Regions from separate parts of the Mus musculus genome. Here all the other regions are linked to region 1. Evidence: chromatin loops called from intact Hi-C (ENCODE). Cell type or tissue: heart. All regions are shown on one strand.

Region 1 (4,000 bases):
CATGGATGTGACACTCCCTGGCTGGGGCCAGATGACAGGAGCATCTTTGCTTTCCCTAATTCAGCTGTTAACATTTCTAGAAGAGCAGAAAGCTGTGCATATGATAAAATACAAAAAAAAAAAACCAAAAAACAAAAAACAAAACAAAACAAAACAACAACAGCAAAAAACCCCGCAGTCCATAGCGTGCAGGGCGTCTGAGCGTGATGGTTCAATGGACTAGTTGAGCATGATAGTTGGGATGAGTGACGGCATCCATAAGCATACAGGCTCCTGTGTGTTCCGAGCTGAGAGTACAGAGAAGCTGTGCGGTGTAACACAGGCGAGCCTAGCCTGAAGCACCTTGGGATTGTTACACAATTGAGGCTGAATTTATTTTTGATCATTGCACATCCAGGAGTCTTCTGCTATTGTCACTGTCTTTAGAACGGTCACCTTCAGCTAAGCGACCCTGTAGTGGGGTGACGACTTACAGTCAGACGAAGCTGGGCTCTGTAACATCTTTAAATATGCACACAGTATTAATACACCAGTGCAAATGCCTTATGAAAATAGAACATATTTACATATTTTACATTGCTAACCCCACTACTGTGGTGGCATGGGAAGCTGGGTAGCCAACTGATTTTTAATGTAAGATATTAGAAATACTGGCTTTCATATTCATATATATGTATGTATGTATATATATATGTATGTATGTATATACACACACACACATATAGTATGTGTGTATATATATCGTATGTGTATATATATACACGATAATATCGTAACTATACTACCTATACATGTGCATATATATATATATATATATATATAAACTAATTTGAATTGCTACTCCATTGACTAAGTACTTACGATGAATTGTATGACATACATCTCCAGACCCGCCCCCCTGCCAGCCCTGAAGGATATACCTCACTCATTTTCTTTTCTTTCAAGAAACCAATTTTGCTATCTTCAAGCAACCACTTCTTTTGTTGAAGCAAAACAGAACAAACAAACAAACAAAAAATCAACATTAAGATTTTCCTAAGCATTTAGAAACATGTCGAGCAGCCTGGGACATTCTGGAACCCTGTCAGAGCCCTGGTCTGTGAGCTAAGGAAACAATTTTGTTTGATAGAGTTACTATCTTCTGCAAAGGCTGAGTGTATATTATGTCGCATAGTCAGAGCACTGGGGGACACCCCCAGAGGGAGCTTGTGATGAGTAAATAACTTAGTAAGGCAAAGAATGGACACTGTAAAACCATTCCTTAATTCAAGGCCACGTGTTACTTTGGGATTTAAGGAAATATATTGGCATCTTCTATGTGATAAGATGCTTCAAGCATTTATCCTTAAAAAGGACTAAAACCCATTTTTTTTTCTCTCCTGTTTGTATCATTTCCTCCTCCTCCTCCTTACCCCTTCCCCCCCCCCCCAGTCCACTTTTCTCTCTCCCTCCCTCTTTCCCTCTCCCTCCCACTCCTATTCCCTCTGCTTCTTCCCCATCTCCTCTCCTCCCCTTCTATCTCTCCATTCTCCCTTCCTTCCCCTCCCCCTTCTTTCCCTGTGGTCATTGAGACGAAGTTCTTTTAACTAACATCCCATTTCCGCCAGCAGAGGGCACTGTTTGCGCGTTTAAGTAGATGTCTCCGCTTTGTTTTTCCAATGTGAACAGTATCTGAGTCACAGGCAGGCACGCTATTCGGCTGGAAAGATACTGGGGAGAAGGCCTGCCTGAGTGGTAGTGTTTCAACATCATTTTGCCGAACATTTCCTTTGTTCTCGGCTGCTTGGAGGGATGTTCATTGCAAATGCCCTTCTAGTTCCCGGTGGAAAATGTATGTTTTGAATGTGTGTTTTGAAGGCAATGGCATTGGGTCACTCAACGTCTAAATATCACAAGTGCTTCAAACCACTTTAGGTGTCAAATTCTGAATCAAGGTATCAGCCCCAGAGTAGATCGTCTTGCTCCGGGAGCATCATAAATAATTTCTGTAGCAGCATATGACATCATAAAGCAATCAGGCATTCCCTGTACACCATAATCGATGGACTTAGATGTCTTCGGATGGAAGGGTATGGTGAAAGACACTTTTCCTCTCACTGGACTTGAGCACTTTAGAATTAGTCAGTGGCTGCCTATCAAAAACGAAGTGAGTCACGTTCAACTTCCAATATATTGTGGAATATTTTCTCAAGAGTTTCATACACATCATTTATATAATATTGGATTATATATTTTGTGGTGAAGTAAGTACTTTTACATTTTTACGGCAATTATTTAAAAAAAATTAATCAAAGTGTAGATGAGAATGGCATACTTTAACAATGAAAGTCACGGTTAGTCAGATACCTACTTGACTTTCCCAGTCCTCAGTATCTCTCTCAGCTCAGGTATAACTTTTCATTTTGGAACCTGTATTTTAGTCCACCCCCCCACCCACCATCTCTGAAACAATCAGCTTGTCTTGCTATTCTCTAAGCTACTACTTTTAGATGTTAGCTGCTGTTTGACTGTAGCAGGAGTATGTTGCCCAGGGTTGTGTGTGTGTTTGTTAAAGCTCGGTCGCCAGTGTGGTGATGCTGGAGACAGGCACCTTTAAGAGAAGGTGGGGTAATTAGACCAAGGTAATTATTTCACACGGAAGGGATCAAAGCCATGTGTATGGGAACCCGCTGACTTCCTCTTAGAGTGGGTTGTTATAAAACATAACGCTCACCTTTCTCATGATCTGGCTTCCTGCCTCTGCCATGTGTTGTCTCTTTCCTTGCACTGGCTCCCCCACGGCACCATCTGCCACAGGGTAGCACACATAGGGGACTGTCACCAAGGGCCAAACACTCTAGGTTTACCCAGGGTTGAATTGTCAGACTCAAAAATTGTAAGCTAAACAGATCTCTCATCATTCCACAACCCAAGGTGGTTTGTTAGAGCCAAGCAAAGCGGGATTGTCTAATACTGTGAATTGTCCTTTTGGAATGTACCGATAGATAAGACTCTCACCTCTCTGTCCCTCTGCTCACCTTATTTCTGTCACATCTCTGTTGGTTACCTGTTCAGCTGTAGGAAGAGCACTTAGACCTTCCATGGTGAGCAGTCTACTCTGAGTGGCCTTGCTGTTCTCCGATGCCTTCTGCCGCCCAGGTTTAGTAAATTTCCTCTACACGATCAAGGTTACTAATGTTTTCCTTGTGCTCTCTGGGCACGATGATAACGTCTTTGTCTACAGTATGTGAACTTATCAATGGCATTTTCCCTGAAAGTCAGGGTTGCTTCTCACGGCGACCGATCGTGTGTTAGTTATTGTTGTACTCCTGTCTCTTACTATGGTGTGGCGTGTGTGCGCGCGCACGCATGCGCAGGAGCGCTTTCTTGTATTTCCATGTGTGGGGTTGCCTATGCATGCACATGCATGTGGAGACCTAGGGTCGATGTGAGGAGGCTTCTTTGATTGCTCTCTACTTTATATAAGAAGGCAGGGCTCTCACTGGCACTGAGACTTCACTAATTTGACTAGTTCCAGGGTTAGGTGGGTGCTGGGCCCTGAACTCGGGTCCTCAGGCTTGCGTAGCCGGCTTTCCTTCTACCCATCGACCCACCTCTCCTTCTTCATTTTCCTTTTTCTTAAATGCTGTTTGTCTTTCTCATGTCCGCATTTTTCTTTTTGTTTTTCTTTTCTTTTTCCATTCAGAGAGAGATCTGAATTATATAATCCCCGCTACCTGTCCCCCCCCAATTTCTTCTACGGCTGCTTCAAGACAAGCGTGAGTGCCCTACCACTCTGTAGCCATCTCCTGTGCTTCACTGATCTCCTTTGTCATCTGTGACCCCCCTTTCTTGGCGTCCCTTTTGCTGCCGTGGGATGTGCTCACACAGTCCGCAGGAGAGAGGGGAAGATATGTTTTTCTGTGTTCTCCCCATGTGTGGAAATCAACACGTGGAAGTGTGTTCTACCCCCATGCTTAAATAATAATATTATAAATCAGTATGGAAGATACAATTATAA
Region 2 (4,000 bases), 540 kb after region 1:
AACTCTAAAGCACAACAATGCCTATTATGTGTGGGGTGGGCACTGCCAGACTCTGATTACTGTCCAGACATTAACCCCTGGAGTGTCTTAGGAAAGAAAGACCAAGTCGGAATCCAGACATTTCCAGAATTCTACAGACATTTGTGGTGTGAGAACCTGTGTTTTTATAGTAAGTACTGACAGAGGGACAGGCAAGTGAAAGACCCCACTGCTCCTGCCCTGCATGTTTTCAAGCCTCATTCTTCCAAGCAGACTAGACAGACCCCCTTGCCTCTGCCCTTGCCTTTGTGGGCTTGTCTGATGATGCGTGAGTATATGCCCCTTCCTACCTCCCCTATGTGTGGTGTCCACTCCAGGTCAGAGGGACTCGTCAACTTCTGCAACCATGGAGGAAACTCTGTGGGTTTGTTAAGGTCACCCCTTCATAGTAAGGCTGCTGGAAACAAAATGAAACACAAACAGAAAAACTCTTAGGAAAAGTTTCTTTCTCTTCCTCACACATCCTTTGCAGGTCAACAGTCTCAGATCTCAGATAAGGAGAGCCCCCAATGCTGCCCCCACTGAGAGGTTGATATAATGTGTAAGCAGACTATCTAGTATATGCCTGTAAACTGTCTATGTGTGTGCTGTGCAGTAAGAGAGCTGGACTTAGGCAGTTCTGACTCAGGGCTAATTACACAGAATGGGAGGAAAAAGTAGGCGGGGGATTTGTCAAGGCTGTCTCTACTTACCTTATCTTTATGTTACCCATCATTGATATCCTTTGGGTCATTGCTGTGCTGTGCTAAAAGAAAGCCTCCAAAATGATAAAGTCATCTTAACTAGATGTAATGATGACGCCTAGGGAAGTCACTGCAGATGCAAAAGCACCCTGAACTTTTCTGTTCATTGAAATGATACGATTCTATAGGCTGTTTCAGAGATGAGATGTCTGTTCTCTGGATGAAAAGGCACCTTGAATGGAGGGCCAAGAAGAATGGATCTCATTGTTGCCCTTGTTTCTTTCACCTTGAAGGCACAGCTGCTCAGTGTTTCCCCCCCACAGACCATAAATATACAAAAAAGAAATGTAGTGTCCCTTAGTCCAGAGGTTCTCAACCTGTGGGTCTAGACCCCTGTGGGGGAATTACATATCAGATATCCTGTGTATCAGATATCTATATTACGATTCATAGCAGTGGCAAAGCTATAGTCATGAAGTAGCAATGAAACAATTTTATGGTCTGGGTCCCTACAATGCAGTGAACTGTACTAAAGACTTGTAGCATTAGGATGGTTGAGAACCACCACATTAGTCCATTCTAAGGAAGGGGTCCCCCTCTGCTAACATTGGTCAGTGCAGCATCCTCAGAGTGGGGGAACCCTTTTGCAGCCAAGGGAGGGATCTGGCTCCAAAGCAAGAGAACAGTGAACTTCCCACCAGGCTGCTTCTAAGCCTTACTGTTCTGTTCTGGACACATGGAAGGCAATTTACGTGGATGTGATCTGGATCCTGGACAGCCCCCCTACCTTAGTTCTTTGGAATTTCACTCTGAAAAAGAAAGGCCTCTCTTTGACATTTAGGGGTTTAGGATCTCAGACTGAAAACATTCCCAGACTAGTGGTAATAATTCTGGCTTCTGTGCACAGTTTAAAAGAAGAATAGTAGACTCTCTTATATTCATTTTGGTGTCTTCTTAGCTGCCACAGTACTTAACAAAACACCTCATTCCTACTTTTTAAAGGGTATCCTGAGACTGCATATGATTCCGGATATTTGCCGGAAACGCTGCCCATTGTTTTCAAAGGGCGTGGGCCAAATGCCCATCATTAAGACCCTGAAGTGATTGCATGGACATGAAGAAGAGGAATAGGCCTGCATGAGAGAAAATAACTGTCTGAGACTTCATGAGTCTCAAACAATGGGGCAGCTGCTTTCCTATAAACAGATGATTATTATTATTTCTACCTAGACAGCTTGATAGCAGGCATTATCTTCTCTCTGAGTGTCTTATCGAGTTCTGGCTGTGTGAGGCGTGGGTGATAAGGGGTAAGAAATGTCACCCATGGGATTGTCAAGGACTATTTCCATGCAGTCTGCACAGCAGCCAGTGTCTCAGAACTGAAAGGGAGTCCTATTGTTCACACTGGGCCCTCACTCTTCCGACTACGCCGGGAGTGAAGAAAAGAAGACAGACGGAGCTGCTATTGTGTGGGGGGATTGAGATTTCATTACTCTCAGCTGAACGTCAAGCAGTCTTGATTTTTGAAAAGCAGAATCAGCTGTGGAAGATTTTGAAGGGAGAGAAGAAGAATGAAGTGAGCTCAGAGATTCTTAGACCTGGGAAGGGGTGTGAAAAAAGAGAATGTGGCGTTCTCAAATCTCTGGACTTAAGATCCGAGACACGTGAGCCCTGGAGTGATGAGCAATATCCCCTAACCACAGTGTGCGATCCAGTTCTTATGTATTCTCTCTCTCCTGCACCAGTCCTCAGGAAATCAGTTTTTCAGATTGCTCTTTCATCATCTCTTTCTTCATCGTACTAAGTCCTGGAAAGGAATTAATATGTTATTGCAATTAAACATTATGAATGTTCTGCCTCTGAATATTTGAGAAAAACAATAAAATCTCTTTCTATTTTTGTTTCACTATTTCAGTTTCCTAGCCTTATATTTCCTTTGAGAAAACATGGCATCAGGAAGAAGAGAAAAAAAAAAATACAAAGGTGTGCTGTGTTCATAGAGAGTTCCCTACAAAGTGTTCCAAATACTTGAGTCATCTCTGGGCAGTATTAGGGTCACGTTGATGTTATAGTGCAGGCTACTTGGGAAAGAACCAACTCTGTTCCCCCCCCCCTCCCCACACACACAATGTTTTCAATCTCTGTGGTAGATGGAATTTCAAATGAATAAGATACTTTGCTCTTAAACCAACACAAGGGAAATCTTAGCCATGGCGTCACAGAGATAGGGAAAGAATCAGCCTGAGGAAGGAAGGGCAAAGAGGAGGCACAAAGAGGCAAGGGGGACGTGGGGAAGGACAAGTGGCTTTGGCTCCTCCTGCCTTGTGATTGCAGGGGTGGAGGTCTCTTGTCTGTGTTCCTGTAGCACCTTGGCTGAAATGAGTTCTGGAGGCACGTTTGTTAGTTGACTTAGTGAAAAGATTCAGGCTCTCAGCATTAAGATATGGGAGGAATGCTACTTCAACTAGGGAGATTGTTTCCTGTTGTTTGAGACAGTGTCTCACTATGGGGCTGAGTCTGGCCTGGAATTTCTAATCACTATAATCAGCTCTCTAACGTGATAGGATTACAGGTGTGTCCCACCATGCCTGGCTCAATTATTCTAGTCTCTTCAGCCCTTGAGAATTTAGTAGGAAGCCTAGATTTACAACTATTAAAAACTTTTAAAATATATTAATTTGTTATCTTTAAAGAACGTTTTAAATGTATTCCTTGACAAGTTCATGAATGCATACAGTGTATCTGGATAGCCACCGAACTCTTCCCTCTCCTTTACCAAATAACACAAATATGTTCACCTTATGAATTTCCCAGCCATTGGCTTTTATACCACCAGATAAAACCCTCCTGTGGATCTGGCCTCAAAGTCAATCAGAAAGTGGTTGATTGACCCCACAACAAGTGCAAGTATAGCACCACTGTGTGTGTCTTGCCTGACAGGTTGGTAGTGTAGCATGGAGGGGCCACAGCTAAGAAAGGCTGCTGCAGATAATTCTCCCTCAGCAGTCTGTGTAGCACCTCATGACACTATAAAAGCTAGCATAAGGTGTAATGGTTTGTATTTGCTTGGCCCAGGGAGTGGCACTATTTGGAGGTGTGACCTTCGTGGAGTAGGTGTGGCTTTGCTGGAGTAGGTGTGTCACTGTGGGTGTGGGCTATAGGAGCCTCATCCTAGCTGCCTGGAAGTCAGTATTCTGCTAGCAGCCTTCAGATGAAGAAATAGAATTCTCAGCTCCTCCTGTACCATGCCTGCCTGCATGCTGCCATGCTTCCTGCCT
Region 3 (4,000 bases), 83 kb before region 1:
ATATTATTATATAGTTATATTGTTTATATTTATGTATGTAATATATTATGTATAATTATATATTATGTAATTATAGATATTATAACTATACATTACAATGGATAATATAAAGATATATAAAGAATACAGTGTATTTACGTTTCTTTAAGATACATGTATAAGATTATCTTTAAACACATATAAATATATTATATATAAAGATATAAATCTTATACATGTATAATAAAGATATATATTACATATAAAGACATATAAAATAAAAAATAAGGGGCTGGAGAGATGGCTCAGTGGTTAAGAGCACTGACTACTCTTCCAGAGGTCCTGAGTTCAATTCCCAGCATCACATGGTGGCTCACAACCATCTGTAGTGGGATCTGATGCCCTCTTCTGGTGTGTCTGAAGACAGATACAATGCACTCACATACAAAAAATAAATAAAACTTAAAAAAACATATCGTATATAATAAATATCTATATTATACATATATATGCATATTTATTATTATAGATTATAGTTTCTAGACCTAGCCAGGACTCCAGTGCTCTAAATGCTCTCAGGAGATCTGTGCTTTTTATATTTTAATGGAAGCAGCAATGAGGATATTTACTGAGGTTGGGGATATTTAAGGAGTGAGGCAGGGAAGGGGGCAGGTGTGGGAGATGCCTGGGGCCCCTCTGGTTGCAGGGCTGCCTATAGCCTGGTGGGGAAAGTGCAGCAGGTTGCTGTCAGTCCAAGGAGGTAGTTATGAGACTGTGGCTTAAGCATAGTGGTGGGGATCAGAAGTGGAGGAGGCTTATGAAACATTTTGGGGACCCCCCCCCCCCGAATAGCTGGAGGTGTTAAAGCTTAGAGCTAAGATCACCGTGGTTTTGCGTTTGTGTTATCCTGGCTAGGACCACTCAGGTGTCACGGCAAATCTAGACTTTCAGAGTTTGCGGTGATGGATACGATTGAGTTTTTGTCTTCATCAAGTCTAAATCTGTTCATTAGTTCTAAGATTTTGCTTGATTTGAAAGGACTGGATTTGGGGCCTCAGAAGATGAAGACATGTAAAATAAATTAAAGACATCAGAGTAGTAACTGTTTTGTTCTGTTTTCTGTTTGTTTGCTTTTCAAGACAGGGTTTGTCTAGGTAGCCCTGGCTGTCCTGGAACTCTATATGTAGACCAGGCTGGTCTCAAACTCAGAGATCCATCTGCCTCTGCCTCCTGAGTACTGGGATTAAAGGTGTGTGCTACTAACACATGGCACTATTAACCTTGACTATGAAATACACTTTAATACTGAAAACACTGAGGTGTAAACTGTTCATAGCTGCACTTTTAGCCTTGAGAAGATAACCTTATAAAAACCACAGAACCTCAACATTGAGGTGTGTAGGTAAATAGACCACAGAAGTTGCTTCCTGTCTAGTTCCTCAATCGCTCTTTGATGTTAAGGTGAACTTAAAGGTTTTGTTACTTGGAGGTCAAGGTGAGGCTGTGCTGTCCTGTAGTGTAGTCATGACCGTAACAGTGATGGGCGCAGACTGATGACCATTGAAGTTACTGCATCCGAAGCTTCGAGTGCCCGAGCTCTAGTTCCCTCTGTAACAGGTTCTTAACCCCATTTTACAGACAAGGAAACCAGGACTCAGGATTTTGTTGTTCCCTATTTTTATTTTCCCCAGGCAGGGTCTTGTGAGTCCATACTGGAGTCTAACTAACTATCTAGCAGAGAATATCCTTGAACAAGAGGGTAGCCTCTTGCTTCCATACCCTGGATGCTGGAACAAAGGGCCAGCATCACCACACAGCTTCCCAGCTCAGAAGGTTTAAATATCCCAAGGCTACAAAGCTACAAGATGATGGAAACATGATTTGAAATACATGATTTGAAATTTGACTGCTGCAAAGCTCACATGTCAAAGGCAGGGGAAGGTGAAATGGTTAAGGCTTAAATCAAGGTAAAACCATGGGCAAAATGTCGAGAGTCCTAGCACGGGACTGCGGTTCAGCATAAGGCTGTGAAGTTCCTTTCTTAGCTCAGTCATAACAACCAGACATGGCAGGCAGAGAGCACTTTGTGTGCACTGCCTTTTGATTCTAACGGCAGCCTAGAGGAGCTACTACAGTGCCCGTTACACAGACAAGGCAACTGAGGCTGTAAAGACAGTTTGGTAAGTTTCAACTAGCGTCTGTTTGGCTCCAAGCGGTGCTCACGAATGTAAATTATCTTTTGACCGACCGACGTGACTTCTGTTTTTCCTGACGAACCACGGTGTCTTTTCAAAAACCGGGTTTCTCTTTCTGTCCCTGTTCCCAAGTCTTTTAGGTTGCCTGTGACCACTTTTGTAGCCCCAGCTTCATTATCCAGGTTCACACCGGAGGATCCACATGGTGGCACTGTAACCTCACACAGTTAAAACATGAGGAAAAAGGAGGAAAAAAAAAAAAACCCACTTGTTTCCACTGCACTAGGCAGGCCAGACTCAAGTCTGACAGACAGTCATGGACAGGCAGACTGGCCTTAATTAGACCGGCTTTAGCATTCTACCCTTTCTGGTTACAGACACACAGAACGCATTCTCCTCCAGCTACACCCAGGAGTGAAGATTCCAGAGACCCCATGCCCAATGGCAGGGTGTTGATCCTAACTAATATCACAACATCTAAGAGCACACCACCAAGACCTCTCCAAAGCCAGGAAATGCATGACTATCCCTTTCAAAATATTTTTTATCTGACTCTCATAAGCCCCTATCTCTTTAGACTTTCTGAAGTGGTGGGCTTTCTGAGAGAACAAAAGGAGGGAAAGACAGACAAATTAGGGAGAAAGGAAAAGGATCAACTCTCTGCATACATGACATTAAGTGCAGTACCCAATATCCCCAGACACACTTCCTTATGCATGGGAAGGCTTACCCAGTTTCTGTCTTGCAGGCTGTAAGATATATTAAAGGTATAAATTCATGATGTATCTTTAGGTGTTTGGTGATGCAAGCTGTTTCTTCAGTACTTTGCTTTCTTTGCTTCCAACTAAGAAAAAAAAAAAGACCAAGATCCTTCCATGTCACAGGAGGGAGGAAGACTTTCCAAGAGGGCAGATCTATAGACAAAGAGAAATCTTGCCAGTCTAGGAATGTAAAAAAAATATGCATAAGGTTGATGGAACAAAAATATTTTTACCCAGATGTAGCTGTCTCTTGTGAGACTATGCCGGGGCCTAGCAAACACAGAAGTGGATGCTCACAGTCAGCTAATGGATGGATCACAGGGCTCCCAATGGAGGAGCTAGAGAAAGTAGCCAAGGAGCTAAAGGGGTCTGCAACCCTATAGGAGGAACAACATTATCAACTAACCAGTACCCCGGAGCTCTTGACTCTAGCTGCATATGTATCAAAAGATGGCCTAGTCGGCCATCACTGGAAAGAGAGGCCCATTGGACAGGCAAACTTTATATGCCCCAGTACAGGGGAACGCCAGGGCCAAAAAGGGGGAGTGGGTGGGTAGGGGGTGGGTGGGTATGGGGGACTTTTGGTATAGCATTGGAAATGTAAATGAGCTAAATACCTAATAAAAAATGGGAAAAATAAATAAATAAATAAATAAACAAATTAATAAATAAAAATATTTTTATTTGTATATTTTTAAGTCTTTTTGAAGTAGATAGCAACCAGAGAGAATCATGCTTTTCAAGATAAGTGGCAAGATTCACACTCATGACTGCTTGTCTTAGGAAGAGTCTTCAGGGCCAGTTTCATTTTAAAGATTTGGGGAATCACTCTACCCAGATGCCTGAGTTGTCTGCACATAGGCTGGCATGAGGAGCCTTCATGCTTTTGTTTGAAATCCAGTCAGCTAGTTTCTGGCTTTATGACTTCGGCCCTGCAGCTATCTCTAACTCACCCATGTGCCACATGCATCCCAGGATAACTTAATGTGGCCCAGCACAAAATTATGCATTTACTTAAAACATGAGAATTTTCTCAAAAATAACATAGTTATGTAGTTCTCAAGG
Region 4 (4,000 bases), 1.1 Mb after region 1:
AGCCCGAGAGCAGCCCTGGTTAGGACACAGGCCTCTGTGCCCAGTACTAAGAATTATTGAATATGGTACTGTAGGATGTTGGCTTCTAGCAGCTAACAGAGGCACAGCTGTTGAATGTGACATGAGAGTAATTTACGGCACAACACTTCCTGTTTGCTAATGCAAATATTTCCCCCCCTTTCCCCCCCATACACACAGTACTGAGTTTATTAGGGCAGCCACTGAACGCTGTCTGTTTACTCAGGTGAGCACTGAGCTCTGCTGATTTATTGGGATGGGCACTGAGAACTGGTTAGTTTATTCCAGTCAGCAATGGGACCAGTTGGTTTATTCAGGTGAACATGGGGCACCACCGGTTGGTTTATTTTGGCGAGCACTAAGCACTGTTTGGTTTTATGAGGTGGCCACTGACCTAGTATGATGATGTCTTCATAATATGAGGAGATTTAGGTATACAACTGCACACAGTAAAGGCCCTGTGAAAATATAGGATAATGTGGCCTCTTAAGGATGTCTAGAATCACAGAACTTATAGAATGAATCTCTGCCTCCCCCTACACACACACACACACACACACACACGGAATAACTTATAGGCTGCATTCCAACTAATCCATCAATGGCGAGCTGGATCAAAAGCCTGGGTCTTCCCACCTCAAAAGTCCAGACTAAAAGTTTATTCACCTATTTCAAACCCAGAAGAAACTCTCTGGCCGGCATGCCCTCCATTTCTGGATTATAGTTCATTCCAGATACAGTTAAGTTGACAACCAAGAGTAGCCACGATCTATAAGCCAAGGAATGAGGGCACAGAAGGACCCAGCCCTGCCAGCATCGTGATCTTCAAGTCCTGGTTTCTAGAACGGTGAGGAGACCAATCTCTGTGGTTTAAACTCTCTGACATGTGGTACTTTGCCATGGCAGTGCTGGTAATCCCCAGAAATTTGCTTCTGGAAAAGAGTGAATAAGTTCTGCTTGAAACTCAGAGGAGAGATGTCTTCATCAGAATATCAAATTCAGTGGGTGTGTATTACTTTTCTCGGCTTGCTAGTTTTCCTCCTCCTCCCCTCTTAGACTTATTTAAAAAAATAAATAAATAAAGATGAAGTGTAAGCCCCATCTCAGGTATGGTGCTACTGACATTAAGAGTGGATCTTTCCTCTTCAGTTAAATGCTTCTGGAATTTCCCTTGAAAATACCCCATGGACTTTCTAAATCTGATCCAGTTGATAATGAAGACCTGACATTCCGGGTGGAAGAGGAGGTGATGTCAGAAGATACAGATGAACTAGCAAAGACACTTTAAAAGAAGTAGAGCCGAATCACTGGGGATTTACAAAGAAATCAAGAGAATGGAGCCATAACCATAGATAGAGTGGCCCTAAGAAAGGTGTTCTGTAAAGGATTCTGTTCTGGACAGGTCAATTTCCCAGCCATGTGCCAGTCTCCGAGCTTTGTCTCCTTACTAACGCACAGTCACACCTTGTAAAATTACTATAGGGATTAAAAATAGAGGCTTTGTCTTGAAGGAAAGACAGCGGGAGGGAGAGACATGTTCACACTGAGAGATGGAGACAAAGACGAGACGGATGAAATTATAATTAACTAATAGATTAAAAATGTGAATCACTGACGGATTATTTTTTGTACTTCTAAATAGTTGTTCTTTATTTTACTTACGGGAATTTTTAACAGATTCAGGATCTAAGAAAGTAGGGTTTTTTGGTGTATATTTATCGTCCTCTAGTGGTGGGAGTTTGAATTACTCTTACATGCTTGGAAAAACACTATGTTCATGATGCAAATTTCAATCATTCTCAAAATCTGTTCACTCCTTTGTTTATTCTACGACTGTTTGGTGAATGTAACTGACTTATGGACTACTTCCATTTCGTATCTAGGACTGACATAAAAGTATCTCTGTTGGGCTTTGCTGAGCCTGGAATGGTCTTGGTGGCACAGAGTGACATGGTTCCTGTCCCTGGAAGAGGGCCACAGTGGGAACCTTCCCGAGAGTTGATTGCATTGGGCACAAGGCTTGTTTGTGTAATAATGTACACAATTTCTGGACCCAAATAGCAACGGAGGACTTTTTCCTTCCAAGGAATATCATCTTTGCTAACATTGATGACTGTGATAATTACAAACAGCAGCAGGAGTTCAGGAGTCCAGGGTGTGGCTATGTCTCAGCAAAATGGTAAAGACCGAGACCTTCAGTACAGCCCTTAAGGCAATGGGAAAGAGATCTAAATACATGAGTTGGAAAATAGATAATTTCTCAACAATGCAGAAAGTAAGGGTGCGATATGAATTATGGGAGGGGCTTCAGGAATCCAAAGGAACAGAAGCAGCTGCTCTGTGAGCCTACTTGCTAGAAAATTACTAGGGAAGGAGATAAAGAGAGCTAGAGAGTGGTGATCACATGAGATCCCACCCAGCTACATTTTTTTTGTTGTTGTTGTTGTTATTGCTTACAAAAGCAGGGAGGTCCCGAGTTCAGAATGAGCCTAGTGCAGAGTGAGGTTAGGCCCAGGTGTGGTAAAATGGTAATTACAGAGCAGGGTCCCACACAACTCGTTTATCATCTGTGCTTAACAAAGACAGAAAAATCTCTGAATTCTTTTGCAATGCTAAGAAAACCAAAATATGCTTACTGTCTCCTAAGAATCAAAGGTCTGGGGTCCTGGTATTCCGATTCAGAAGATAATAAAAGGAAACCTGGAGTAAATTACTGGATTAATATATAAAATAAAAGACTGGATCTGTGTTCTGTGTGGATGAGCTATCAAGAGAAATTTTTTACGATAAAAAGAGAGAACTGCTTGGAGAACTCTCTCTCTCTCTCTCACACACACACACACACACACACACACACACGAAGCAGGGCATGGACAAAGAGATCTCTTAGACTAGCAAGCAGAATGTGGACAGAGAGATTTCTTAGAATAACAAGCAAACAGAATATAGACACAGACATCTCCAGAGAGAAAGCAGAACACAGAGAAAAGCAGACTGGAAAAGCTGTGTCAAGTAGAACACTAGTCAGCTTGGACCCACGATTTGATTTCTTCTCACTGCTCCCGGACACCCCTTCTCTCAGAACCCCTCTTCAAGCTAAGGCTAGACCTTGGCAGGACTTCAAAGTTGTTTGTTTGTTTTTGTTTTTGTTTTTGTTTTTAATCACTGTATTTACTTTGATGCCAGAGTTGTTCTTATCTTCCTCACATGAGAATGCTGAGGTTGGTGACTGACTCAAAGTGAGACAGCCCGTGCAACTAAATCCTGCTAGATCCTGCCTCTTGGATATGAAGTTTATGCTAATTCCACTGCTCAATACGGCATCTTAAACAATTCATGCTGTCACTGACTTATTTCGCATTATTATCCTGCTTACATATGCATTTATTATGTATATATTCCCTATAATATGCCATTGGTATTACTTGGTAAGGGTTCATATGTTAGTTCAAGTGTACTGAGTATCTACTGTTGACCATTCATACATTGTGATCAATAACTGATTGATCAGAAGATGTGCTTTTTAACCTCTCTGTGAAGATTAATGTAACCCATTGTCTAAAGACTTTTTCCAAAGCCAGTTTTTTCCCATTTGATATCAGAATAGAGTATATTATTTGATGATATTGGAGCTGTTCAGCATTAAAAGGTCTGTATTCTCTTTGTCTTTCTGACTCTCTGTTTCTCTCTCCTATATCTGTATGTATATCCAGATATCAATATATGTATGTATATACAGACATATTAATATATTTTCTTGAAAGATATTATTGCAGATACCAAGGCTTCTGGAAAGAAAGTGAGATATCACTGAGCACCTCTAACTTGAACTGGGTAAATCTTTGATTTTAGGAAGTAACGTCTAGGATCCAGCTTGAAACAAGCAAACTGGCCTTCTTCAGCATCCAGGTGCTGTCAGGTAAGTCACAAGACAGTCCAGATGTGAAATAATGAAGGAATAGGTGTTTGGTGAGAAGAAGTC
Region 5 (4,000 bases), 500 kb after region 1:
AAATGCCAGAAAGCTTTTTTTTTTTTTTTTTTTTTTAAAAGAAGTTTATTTAGCAAAACAAAGAAACAACAAAGGAGCAACGGGGAAGAAACAAACAGTAACAAGAGACAACTTGGATGGTTTGAAGGCAAGTGTGTCTCTCTCATGTCTCTTGCAGAAAGGTCCCTGCTCTCTATGGGGTTGTTCAGTGCCAGAGATGTCTAACACTGTTTGACTTTCAGGCATGTGTAGAAGCCAAGATGAAACAGCAGCATCAGCAATACCAGGGGAGACGGGAAAAGCAGAGCCTGTGAAAAATCTATGTTAGGAAGTATGGGAATTTGATGGATTAGATTCTCTCTTCACTTACAGGGTGTTCCAATACAAATGGCTGAACTTACCACCACCACCTCCACCACCACCACCACCACCACCACCACCACCACCACCACCACCACCACCACCACTACTACTACTACTACTTCTACTTCTAAAAGAGTTAGTAAAATCACAAACACCTAAAGAGACTAGATGACCCAGGGCTTCAGTTTTTCTCTATGGTTTAATTCATAGAAATTAAATGTGGAGTATAGTTGCAGAGGAAAGTCAGACAGAGAGCCCGCATTTCCATCAGGGAAGGAAGGAGAGTCAAGTCATGACATACTAGCCAATACTATCTGTGTGGCCCTGTGACTTGGAGCCACTCTTACTTTCTGCTTTGTTACCCAGCAGCCTTATTTGTTTTGTGAGCACATTGGCATAGAGTCTTTCTAGCCCCTGCTTTAAGTTTGAATCTTAGTGTCTTGAAATCTTTAGAGTATAACTGGGGTCATGATGTCTGTGCTTACAAAATGAATACCCAAATGAATGTCTCTTCAATATTGTTGCTCTGTGCAGGTCCCACCTCCAGTCCCTGCCTTAGGTGCTCTTTTAGAATGGGCAGGGTTTTTAGTAATGGGATCGTCATTTATAAATGCTTGCTCACTGATGTCCTTCTCTGAGAGGATGGGGGCCTCTGAGATGGGTTGCCATGGCCACACTGCCTGCTGCTCATGCTTCGGTACTGCCATCTCCTCCTCCTGAGTGCAGGCTGGGAATGTGGACTCACCTCTGTCAGACTACGGCAGAAGTGATGAGCTGTCATTTCTGAGGTTATATTATGGAAAGGCAGTGACTTCTGTCCCTTATCTTTCTCAGTGGTTGCTCCTTGGGGAAGCCACTGCAGTGCTTTGACTGCTCTGTGGTGGAGAACCAATGAGTCAAGGCAGGATCTCCTAAGTATCTGGGGTCTTCCTCAGGTCAGCCTTGATTTGACTGTCACCTTGATAGACATTTTGACAGCAGCCTTGTGAGAGACACTGACCAGAGTGTTAACCCATATCATTGGTGAGATAATAGGTACTTATTTGAATCCACTGTGCCTGTCCTTCCTAACTTGGGCCTGGCAGAATGGCTTCCTCAAAGAAGGGTGGCAGAAAGAAGAAGAGGAGGAGGAGGAGGAAGAGGAGGAGGAAGAAGAAGGAGAAGAATAAAGAGAAGAAAGAGATGAAGAAACAAAGAAGAAAGAGAAGAAAAGGAAGAGGAGGAGGAGGAGGAGGGCTCTTCTGCCATCGACAAGGTGGTGACCCAAGAATATACCATCAACATTCACAAGCATATCCATGGAGTGTGCTTCAAGAAACTTGGCCCTCAGACACTCAAAGAAATCAAGAAAATTGCCCACAAAGGAGATGGGGACTCCGTATGTACACATTGACACCAGGCTCAACAAAGCCATCTGGGCCAAGGGAATAAGCAATCTTCCATATTGCATCTGAGTACGTTTGTCCAGAAAATGTAATGAGGGTGAGGATTATTATTTAGTTGGCTTTTACCCAGAGTCAACTGAGCTCAGGAAGCTATCTGCAGGCTAATCTGCTGTAACCTCACCCCTCCCTGGGGGATGTGGGCAGCCTGACAAAGGGCTTCAAGAGGTCCAACTTCAGTCAGTGCTCCTGGATTTCAAGAGATCAACACAGGCATAGAATCTCATTTCCAGATGTGTTACTGTTGCATAACTTTGAAGCTGGGGATATCTGCAGTACAGGTCAATGAAATGCATTTTGCAACTCGCCACAAATGAAAGCTTGCTTTCTTTTCCCAAGGCCCAGATCATCCTCCTGGACTTCAGAATCTTTCTCAGATCTTTTGTGCCTCTCGTGTTTAAAATAACAGGTATCCAGAACTACTGATGAACTCAGTATGTCAAAGATGTCTATGGAACCATGATTATTGCTGCATTGTTCACATCGAGCAAGTATGGAATCAGTCTGTGTCTACACATAGAAGACTGGATAAGTATGACACACATTGAATGTAATAGAGTGGTATTCAGCCATTAAAAAGAAGATAATTTTGGTTAAAAATTTTTATTATTATTTACTTTGTCAGCATGAATAAACCAGGAGGGCATTGTGTTAACTGAAATAAGACAGACACGAGAAGACAGATATCAAAATGACCTCATACATATATGGGATCTAAACAAGTTTATCTCAGGGCAGAGGAAAAATGGAATGTTGAATATTAAAGGTTGGGAAATTTTTGAACAACCCACCAATGGAGAGGTGTTGGTGAAAGGGTATATTACTGTAATTAGATAGGAGGAGATAAGTTTAAGAGATCTGGAACCCAGGGCAATGACTGTAGTTGATAACAGTCTGTTGTGTTCTTTAAAAAATATAGAGTGGATGCTATGTTCCTTTCACACAAAAACAGTGTAGTAGCTAGATTAATCCTGTGCTGAGCATGTGCCTCAGATCATCATGTGAATGACAAATACATGTGAGCTCACATGTCAGAGAAAAGGAAAAAACCAAACAAGTTGGTTCTGCAGCAGGTCTTGCCCCACCTCTGGGAGCCTTGCTAGAAACACAAGCTTAGCTGGAGGATGTGATGATGGAGCACAGAAGCTGCTGCTCAGATGACCTGGGCTCGGACCCAGTTTCTGTTCCATTCACAGCTTACCCACCACCATCTCCTGCTCTGCTGCAGGAGGTTCCTATCCAGTTTTCCTGCCCTCTTTCCCACCTCCATCTTTCTTTCCTATATGGTGGACACAGATAATCTCTTAATTGATTTACTGTTCCTCCTCCTCCTCCTCCTCCTCCTCCTCCTCCTCCTCCTCCTCCTCCTCCTCCTCCTCCTCCTCCTCCTTCTTCTTCTTCTTCTTCTTCTTCTTCTTCTTCTTCTTCTTCTTCTTCTTCTTCCTCGTGCATGCCTATTACTTAAACATAAAACAAACAGAAAAGTGCATGTAATGAAAAACAGGGTTGTTAAGCCAGCTGCTAGTCCCTAAGGTCCTCTTCTTAGATGCAATCAAGTCTTAGTGGTTTTATTGCTGTCAAGAGACAGTATGACCATTGGCAACTTGTATAAAGGAAAACATTTCATTAGGACTTACAGGTTCAGAGGTTCAGTCCATTATCTTCATGGTGGGAAGCATGGCAGTGTGCAGGCAGACAGGTGGAGAGAAGAAGCTGAGAGTTCTACATTGGAATACAGAGAGAGCAGGAAGAGAGTGACACACTGGGTCTGGCTTTAGCAACTGAGATTTCAAAGACTGCACCCAGTGACACACTTCCTCCAACAATGCCACACCTACTGCAGAAGGACCACATCTCTTATAATGCCATACTCTATGAGACTATGGAGGCCATTTTCCTTCAAACCACCACAAACCATGTTTATAATTGAATGGATAAACTTTCAAAAGTCATTTTTGTACTAATTATGTGCTTTGAATATGATGTGAAAGACAGAAGTTCTCCACCATTAGCCCCACCCTAAAGGCTCAAAAGGAATAACAGCCTACCTATTCTTGTTGTTGTTACCCAGATTTATTAAACGCATTACTGGACAGCAGAGAAGATTCAAATAGCTCCATTGTAGGCTGAATGAGCATCAGGGTGTAGACCCCAGAAGCCTTAGCATTGTCTCACTGTTGTAAACCACCCCTGTGATCTCCTGCTGAGACCTTAGG
Region 6 (4,000 bases), 720 kb after region 1:
TCAAATTAAATTAAAAAATTCAGAGCATGGTTGGGCATGCCTCTCATCCTAGAACTCTTGGTTTGTAAGGCATTAGATTTGCCAGTTTTTAAATATTTTTTATTAGATATTTTCTTCATTTACATTTCAAATGCTATCCCAAAAGTTCCCCATACCTCCCTCTGCCCTGCTCCCCTACCCACTCACTCCCACTTCTTGGCCCTGGTGTTCCCCTGTACTGGGGCATATAAAGTTTGCAAGACCAAGGGGCCTTTCTTCTCAATGATGGCCGACTAGGCCATCTTCTGCTACATATGCAGCTAAAGACACGAGCTCTAGGACTACTGGTTAGTTCATATTGTTGTTCCACCTATAGGGTTGCAGACCCCTTCAGCTCCTTGGGTACTTTCTCTTGCTCCTCCACTGGGGGCCCCATGTTGCATCCTATAGATGACTGTGAACATCCACTTCTATATTTGCCAGGCACTGGCATAGCCTCACACGAGACAGCTATATCAGGGTCTTTTAAGACCAGCATTGGCTACATAGCAAATTCAAAGAAGCATAAGAATATAGAGACCCTATCTCAAAAAACAAAAGCAAAAACCATTTTCACATCCTAAATTTATTTTTATCTGATACACAATGTATTAGTCAGGATTCTATAAAGTATAGAATGAATCTATCATTTATCTATCTCTATCTATCTATCTATCTATCTATCTATCTATCTATCTATCTATCTATGAGATTTATTAAAATGGCTTACAGGATGTGGTCCAGCTAATCCAAAAATTTCTTGCTGTGAACAGAAAGTCAAAAAATCCAGTAATTGCCCAGTCCACAAGCTTGGGTATCTCAGGTGGTCTTCGGTATCCACTGGAATCCTAAAGAAGTAGGGACTAGTGCCAGTGAAGGAATGGATATACTAGCAAGGCGAGAGCAAGCAGGCAAAGAGAAAAAGCTTCCTTCTTTCATGTACATATGTAGGCTTTCATCAGAAGTCATGAGCCAAATTAGAGGTGGGTTTTCCCAGCTCAAAAGATCTGGATTAAAGATGTGACTTCCTATCTCAAAGATCCAGATTAAAAGTAGATCTTCCTACCTCAATTTAAGCAAAAATTCCCTTACTGGTATGCACCTCCATGTTAGGGTTTTAGGTAATTCCAGGTGTAATCAAACAAAGAATAGCTATCACATAGAGTAAGATGGCATCTGAGCTTATTTCAGGGAGATATGCATAGGTGGGAAAGCTGTGGCAAGAGGACGCACTGAGCACAAGGATTAAAGCCATTCACGTAAAACGGAATGACCTTGTCTTAAAAAAATGCAAAAATAAAATTATATACATGAATGAGGCTTCCATGTCTTATTTTGATAGAGATGCACTATGCAAGGTACAAATGAGGTTAGACATGATTATCTCATCAAACTTTATCACTTATGATGAAAACATTCAAAGTCTCCCTTTTCTAGCCTTTGGAGGCACACAATATATATATATATATATATATATATATATATATATATATATATATATATATATATTTAAAATAACCACAAACATTATCATGTTTTACCCACAAATTGTTTCAACATATCTGTAAAGGTATACTTTAAAAAGTATAATGTTTTTTATCTCCTATAATGAGAAATAACTTTCTTAAAATCACAGATATCCAGTTGCTGTTGAAGGGAAATGGCAATTTAAATTCAGTTAGTGAATGAAATTGTAACAAATCTCAGTTTGGCATTACACTGTTTTACCCACCGAAGGAAGGTCACCAGCTATAGAAATCTTGTTCACACGAAGAAGATTCTGGTTTTTGGAAGGCAGCATCTTTCACACTTTAAAATTCACACACTTGCCTTCTGGACAAAACCAGGCAGATATTCAGACAGGAGTGTATTCTGGGCTTTTCCATTCTCAGGGAAGCCCTCTGGTGGCCAGATGGACTTCGCATGGTTTCAGTGGTTATGTGTATAGTGTGCATGTGTAGGTGCGTGTGTGTATGTGTGTGTGTGTGTGTGTGTGTGTGTGTGTGTGTGTGTGTTATAAGAGGAGAGAGGAAACAGGAAACACTTTGAGGATGTTGGAAGTGAATGCTAATGTTGTTCTTTCCCCAAAGACAGAAGCATTGTTTGGTTCACATATAGTTGTTAAATCTGTGATATTAGTTAGGTATAAGCAAAGGCAGAGATGTTGACTGAATGAAGGCCAGCACAGAAGTCCATGGCTTGAAAGCTTAGAATTCAATCTGCTAGCTTATGAAGTAAGAAATCATAATAAACAAATTGTCTGTCCCTTATAATGTTTCTTTCTGATTGTTACTGTTCTGCAAATGGAAGTTTTCCCACCACCTGCTCCCCAAGGCAAATGTGATATAGCTATTCCAGTTAAGGTAGTCTGAACTTGAAATTGTTGAATAGAAATGTAAACATTCTCTTATCTTTAAATGAAATACTTGCATCGCATTAAACATTAATGTTATAGGTATTTATTCAAACATATTTAAAGAGAGCTTAGAATAGGCAACCCATTCTACTGAAGTTAGAATGAGGGGAGAATTGAAAAAATATGTAATTTCTCTTTAAAAATAGTCATTACTGTGTGAATGGCGAGAATAGCAAAATGTGACCAAATTTGACAAAAGTTTAAAAATTTTAAAAGCCATGCCTTAAAAATAATTCATAAGAAGATATTAAGATACAGAAAAATATACACAATAAATACATCACATATACACATGCACACACACACACAAGCACACACATACAAAATTATCTGCAGTTGGTATTCTTACCTAGTGTGTAAGTATATAAATTATAGTGAGTGAGATGGGTGATTATGTGTACTGCCTCACTCTTTCTTGATGGTACTGGGAAAGAATTGCTATTAACATCTTCATTTGGTGTCTGAGTAAATAAAGTCACCAGAAACCTGTACCTTGCTCAAAGGCAAACAGTTAATTCTTCATCCGAAATGGAAAGGACTGCATGCTTTAAAACAGACTACTCAGTTAGATTTGATGTTTACACAATAAAATAGTATTGGTAATTTATTGTGATTAGTAATTGGTTTTAAATTTTACATTGAGTACTTTTAAAAAGTACTTGGAGGAATGAAGATATTTCTGGTGCCCTGCAATTTTAATAGCCTAGGACTTAAGAAGGTGAAAAGTCTTCACATGGTTGGGATTGAATACTGATTGTTTTTCTTTCTCCAGAGACAGAGGTATTGTTTGGTACATTTAAAGTTGTTATATTAATGATAGTTTCTGCTATAGTGAAGGCAGAGATGTTGACTAAATGCAGCCCAATACATTTTAGTACATCATAGAAGGGAAGTCATGCTGTATTTGTTTTTTGTTAATTTCTCTTAACATGATTTTCTCAAGTTCCAGCAGTGTTAAATATTTTAAATGCTTCTTCTTTAAGGATGAAAAGTGTGTGTGTGTGTGTGTGTGTGTGTGTGTGTGTGTGTGTGTGTAACATATTTAGTTTTATTTATTCATCCTTGAGTGTATACTTATGTTTTCTCTGCCTGTTGGATTTTGTGAATACTTTATGATGAACAGGGGAAACAAGTTTCTGTTGGAGATGTTATTTTAAGTTCAGATGGGTCATACCCAGAAGTGAAATATCTGGGTCACATGTTAATTTTGCTTGCAGGCTGCCCACACTATTTTGCCTGGCATCTATATCACATCACGTACTCACTGACAAAATTCTTTTATACCTTCACCAATACTTTTTGTTGCCTTTAAAAAAGATTGTTACTTCATCGTCTAAGATGATAAAGAGTTATATTACTGTATGTTTTTACTTGTATTTCTATGATCCTGAGCTAATTTGTATATAGCTGTTGATCATTTGCATGTCCAATTGGGAGAGAGGATTATTTTGCACTCTGAAACAAATGTCACTGTTTTCCATAGAGAAAAAAAAAGGTATAATTTAATTTGTCACAGTGATCATACATGAAGCATTCATTGTTAAGATACAATGTGGCTACAGGATA
Region 7 (4,000 bases), 950 kb after region 1:
AATTTTTCTGGTTCTCTGCCACGTGCAATCTTTCTGGCCCTTTTAATTCATCATCTACCCCCTGAATTGGCTCCTAAGCATGTTCCTAAGTTGGACTGCAAATCAGTAGTTCAGTGAAAAAAAAATCCTCAAATGCCAAGTTCAAGCTCCATGTTATTCAGATTATTTTGGTATTTTCCATGTTCGAGGCATGCATATGATGTTCAAATACTGACTGCATCAAGACTGCACAATGATTTCACCAACAAAGTCCACTAGGTCAGTTAACCTCCTCCTTCCCAACATAGCATCACTTTGCTGATTTCAAATGAGTCTCCACTAAGCTGTTCAACCATTTCCCCCCTCCTCCTCCCCGCCCCTTAGCTCTCGGCTGTCTCTGACTTATTGTACTGGAATCAGCAAAATCATACTGAAGGCTCATTTGTACGTAATTTCTTCAGAAGCAGCCTCTACAATAAAATGCTCAAGTTCAAGGATTCATAAACGGTTCCACACAAAGCAAGATTTATGAGACAAAGCTCAGGGAGTCTTGGTTAATCATTACAAATCACAATTGCACATGTCTGGTTCTAGGGTTGTACTCTTCTTGATGCTGAAGGCTACTTAGGGCAGGATGCACCCTTTCATAATCTTTGGTTTGTCTGTTTCAATGCCGAGAAAATAAGCACAGAGGGGGGTCTGCTTTGTATCTCCGAGATGGGACAATAGCTCTAATCTGCAATCTTTTATTTTGTTTTCAACTGTTCCAAGACCAATTTCAATTTAACTTGCTTGCTTTTCTTGTCTCTTGATAAAAAGCTGTTTTGATTGCAGGGGGCCTGGAGGCAATGGTGGGAGGCAAACTCGGAGATTCTCTCTCTCTCTCTCTCTCTCTCTCTCTCTCTCTCTCTCTCTCTCTCTCTCTCGTGTGTGTGTGTGTGTGTGTGTGTGTGTGTGTGTGTGTGTGTGTGCGTTCATGCGTATAAAGGAGAAGGAATAGGGGACAGCATCCATGGGCTGTATTTGTTAATCTGCTTAAAACCCTAACAGATTTTTTTTTCAACTGAAATTTGGCCAATGTTAATTGTACAGGCAGAATTCACACTGGGAAAATCTCCTTGGGTAGGGAGAGAAAGACAGGAAGCACAGCCTGCCTGTTATATAAGATGTTTATTTCCATCCAGTCCAATCCACCATAAGCAGTACAGAAAATAGGCCAGTGCTGCTGCTGACCAATGATGTCACTGTATCATCAGGGTGGGGGTGGGGAACTGGGCACCACACTGATGAACAGGAGAATTTCCTATCACCATTGCTGTCTCGTAGGAGTCTTTATTCCTGGAGTTGCTGGTCTTGGCTCCATTTGATACTTATTTTTTCAGGATGTGTAGTAGCTGGGTGGCGACCATTGATGGGAGCTTCTGGATAAGGCACACAAATCTTAAAACAGGGTTGCTTTTTTTTTTTTTTTTTAAATCAAGTCTCTGAAACTTAAAAGGATTGGATCATGTCAGCCAAATGCTGGCTATCCTGGAAAATGGTACAGGGAGGAGGGAATGGATGGTCATCCCGATGTGAGGTACTAGGCAGTGTCTTTATGTACCGAATAGCTCATTCTGCAGATTGTCTTCCTCACTCATGCTACCTTGCATGTGTGCTCGAGCAGGGGATGCTCATAAAGACTGCGACTCAAATGCACAGCTTTGCAAACATCTCTAATGAGCTTATCATCTGTAATGTAATGGAGACATCTTTATAACTTATATAAAGTGAGTGGGTAAAGTGAGTGAAATGAGGTGTGTGCCCCCAACTTTTTTCCCTATTGCTTTAATATCGACAGCAAACTGAGGCCACATTCCTATACATTACAAAGGGTGACTCGGTTACACAGAGAAGGCCACTTATTGCAAGTAACCACTCTGTGTTTTGGTTTATGGAACTCCTGGCAAACTCGTGTTTTTCTGTCATGAAAAAATCTTCAGGGTTACTCTAATTGACCCAGTTTTTCCATAAATACCGTTCTGGTGGATTGCTGTTCCGTTCTCCCTCTAGAGGAAATAGTGAGCATTACAACTCAGTCTCAGAGAGGTGGGGGAAGCAGTCTAATTGAAATACAGGCTTGAGACTAATAACATAGCTCAGTACTAGAAGCCATCACGATCAGGAACTCTAAATGCACAGCCCCTTCTGTATTCGTCCAGTGCCAGTATCAGTATGTGTATTTTCCCTAAAGCAAACAAGCAAACAAAATGTCTTTAACCCTGTTCAAGTGTCTTTCCTGAAAACAACGGATGTACTGAGATAGCCATCTTCTTGTATACTGGGAATATAGAAGGCTGGATGTCAGGCTGCTGCTTATTCACCGGTAGTCCATTTCCTCTGGTAAAATTAAAATATTTGTCTTTTTCTCCAGTCAAATAAGAAACTAATAAAATGTATAAAGGGCATAAGAGGTGACTTATAATAGAGAGTTCTTTTCTTTTCCAAAAAACTCATAGCCATACTTAGAAGTAAACACACAGAGATACACACACACACACACACACACACACACACACACACACACACACTTTACAACTACCACCACCACCAAATAGACCTTACAGGAAGTTTCTTCTCTGTTTGATATCTCCTCATCTAAGCTCCTGCCTTACATTTCAGAACAATGACAGGACTTGTCTCTCCAGTGTGGGTACCGTGGAAAGGCCAGCACAAGGAGATAGCCTGGGTGACAGGAAGTCTGTTATCAGAAATCTGTGCCAGTGCAGGGAGGGGCTGACGAGTGGAAGGCTAGAGGAAAAAGGGAGGGGAGACTTAATGTATGTCCTTGTAAAAAGAAGCCAGTGTGTGTTCTATCTGCATTTTGAAAGCTTGAGCAATTACTAATGAAATGTTTGCTTCTTCAAATTATTGTTGGTGAGAGTAACGGAAGCATTAGAAATTTTCTTTCATTTATTTCTTTAGTGCTGTCTGTTATTTTATGGATAATACATGTGATAAATTCCATGAGGTGGTAAGTAAATATTGCTTCTTTTCTACTCTCTAATCTCTTAACTCCCCTCACAAACACACACAGCACAGAATTTACCATCCTCTTATGATTGGTCTGGGGATCTGAGACCATGCGCAGAAGTCACATCATACACCTTGAGCAGGTGGTCTTTATGTATCTCGGAATATATATTCATCAATTCATCAATTGATGAATAAAGAGCCCATGGAATTTAAAGACACAAAGACTGGGTCTTCGGGAAGGTTTGGAGGACGTAAGAAACAGAGGAAATGAAGTAATTATATTATAATCTCAAAAGTAAAATAAAGAATTAAAAATATTTCCTGAGACAATATACATATAAATAAGAATATACATTATGTACTTAGTCAGTGTTCCATTGCCACGAAGAGACCCCATGACCACAGCAACTCTTATAAAGGAAAACATTTAATTGGGTTTTCCTTATGGTTTCAGAGGCTTAATATGAACTGACATTCTAGCAGAAAGCCGGTGTGCAGGCAGACATGGTGCTGGAGAAGTTGAGAGTTGCACATCTGGTCCATAGGCAGCAGGAAGAGGGAGAGACTCTAGGTTTGGCCTAGGCTTCTGAAACCTCAAAGACCATCCCCAATGACACCCTTCTTCCATGAACCCTTCCAAATAGTGCTCCCTCCAAGCATTCAAATATATGAGCCTATGTGGCCATTCTTATTCAAAGCACATTATACATGTATATTTGATTCTCTTGACTTTAGGAACTATGTTCTACAGGTTCTTTGTGATCACCAAATTGAGTTTTGTGTCTATTGTAGTACTGTTCCTATGGGGAACACAAAAGCAGGTTTCTGTAAGCCTCTTGTCTACTGATCAATATATAATCTTATTTTATGTGTGGAGACATCTTACTTATGATTCATTAACATCGAACTCACAGTCAATGGCATTATAATTCATGCCTGGACAAAGCTCTTCTGTCACACGTTTTCTTGGCAAGGCACACAGCAATATTCATGCATGGAGGAATAC

Evidence for each region. Peaks named below come from ENCODE experiments on the same cell type or tissue, not always from the same donor. Only the 100,000 strongest peaks of a DNase experiment are listed, where the experiment ranks them.
Region 2: a loop joins it to region 1, with 2.3 times the contacts of the local background. A loop is called at or near these places in 5 of 42 quality-filtered maps.
Region 3: a loop joins it to region 1, with 5 times the contacts of the local background. A loop is called at or near these places in 17 of 42 quality-filtered maps.
Region 4: a loop joins it to region 1, with 7 times the contacts of the local background. A loop is called at or near these places in 12 of 42 quality-filtered maps.
Region 5: a loop joins it to region 1, with 2.1 times the contacts of the local background. A loop is called at or near these places in 3 of 42 quality-filtered maps.
Region 6: it touches region 1 in a loop (11-fold over the local background); 21 of 42 quality-filtered maps call a loop at or near these places.
Region 7: a loop joins it to region 1, with 7 times the contacts of the local background. A loop is called at or near these places in 18 of 42 quality-filtered maps.

The regions. Positions count from the first base shown.
Region 1 is chr10:96,212,443-96,216,442 of GRCm38, forward strand. No RefSeq gene overlaps it. Among named protein-coding and RNA genes, the nearest start is that of 4930459C07Rik, 12 kb to the right of the region's middle. In heart, a CTCF peak has its summit at 1,613 (motif pointing right); a DNase peak (open chromatin) is centred at 1,639; H3K27ac peaks cover 498 bases.
Region 2 is chr10:96,753,710-96,757,709 of GRCm38, forward strand. No RefSeq gene overlaps it. Among named protein-coding and RNA genes, the nearest start is that of Gm33897, 40 kb to the left of the region's middle. In heart, a CTCF peak has its summit at 1,503; no DNase peak of the experiment used is centred here; H3K27ac peaks cover 3,087 bases.
Region 3 is chr10:96,129,927-96,133,926 of GRCm38, forward strand. No RefSeq gene overlaps it. Among named protein-coding and RNA genes, the nearest start is that of Gm40746, 49 kb to the right of the region's middle. In heart, a CTCF peak has its summit at 2,378 (motif pointing right); no DNase peak of the experiment used is centred here.
Region 4 is chr10:97,338,327-97,342,326 of GRCm38, forward strand. No RefSeq gene overlaps it. Among named protein-coding and RNA genes, the nearest start is that of Mir3966, 83 kb to the right of the region's middle. In heart, a CTCF peak has its summit at 1,750 (motif pointing left); no DNase peak of the experiment used is centred here.
Region 5 is chr10:96,710,255-96,714,254 of GRCm38, forward strand. No RefSeq gene overlaps it. Among named protein-coding and RNA genes, the nearest start is that of Gm33897, 3.5 kb to the right of the region's middle. In heart, no CTCF peak of the experiment used is centred here; a DNase peak (open chromatin) is centred at 1,947.
Region 6 is chr10:96,932,915-96,936,914 of GRCm38, forward strand. No RefSeq gene overlaps it. Among named protein-coding and RNA genes, the nearest start is that of Gm33981, 24 kb to the right of the region's middle. In heart, a CTCF peak has its summit at 1,905 (motif pointing left); no DNase peak of the experiment used is centred here.
Region 7 is chr10:97,158,409-97,162,408 of GRCm38, forward strand. No RefSeq gene overlaps it. Among named protein-coding and RNA genes, the nearest start is that of Gm34044, 75 kb to the right of the region's middle. In heart, a CTCF peak has its summit at 2,032; no DNase peak of the experiment used is centred here.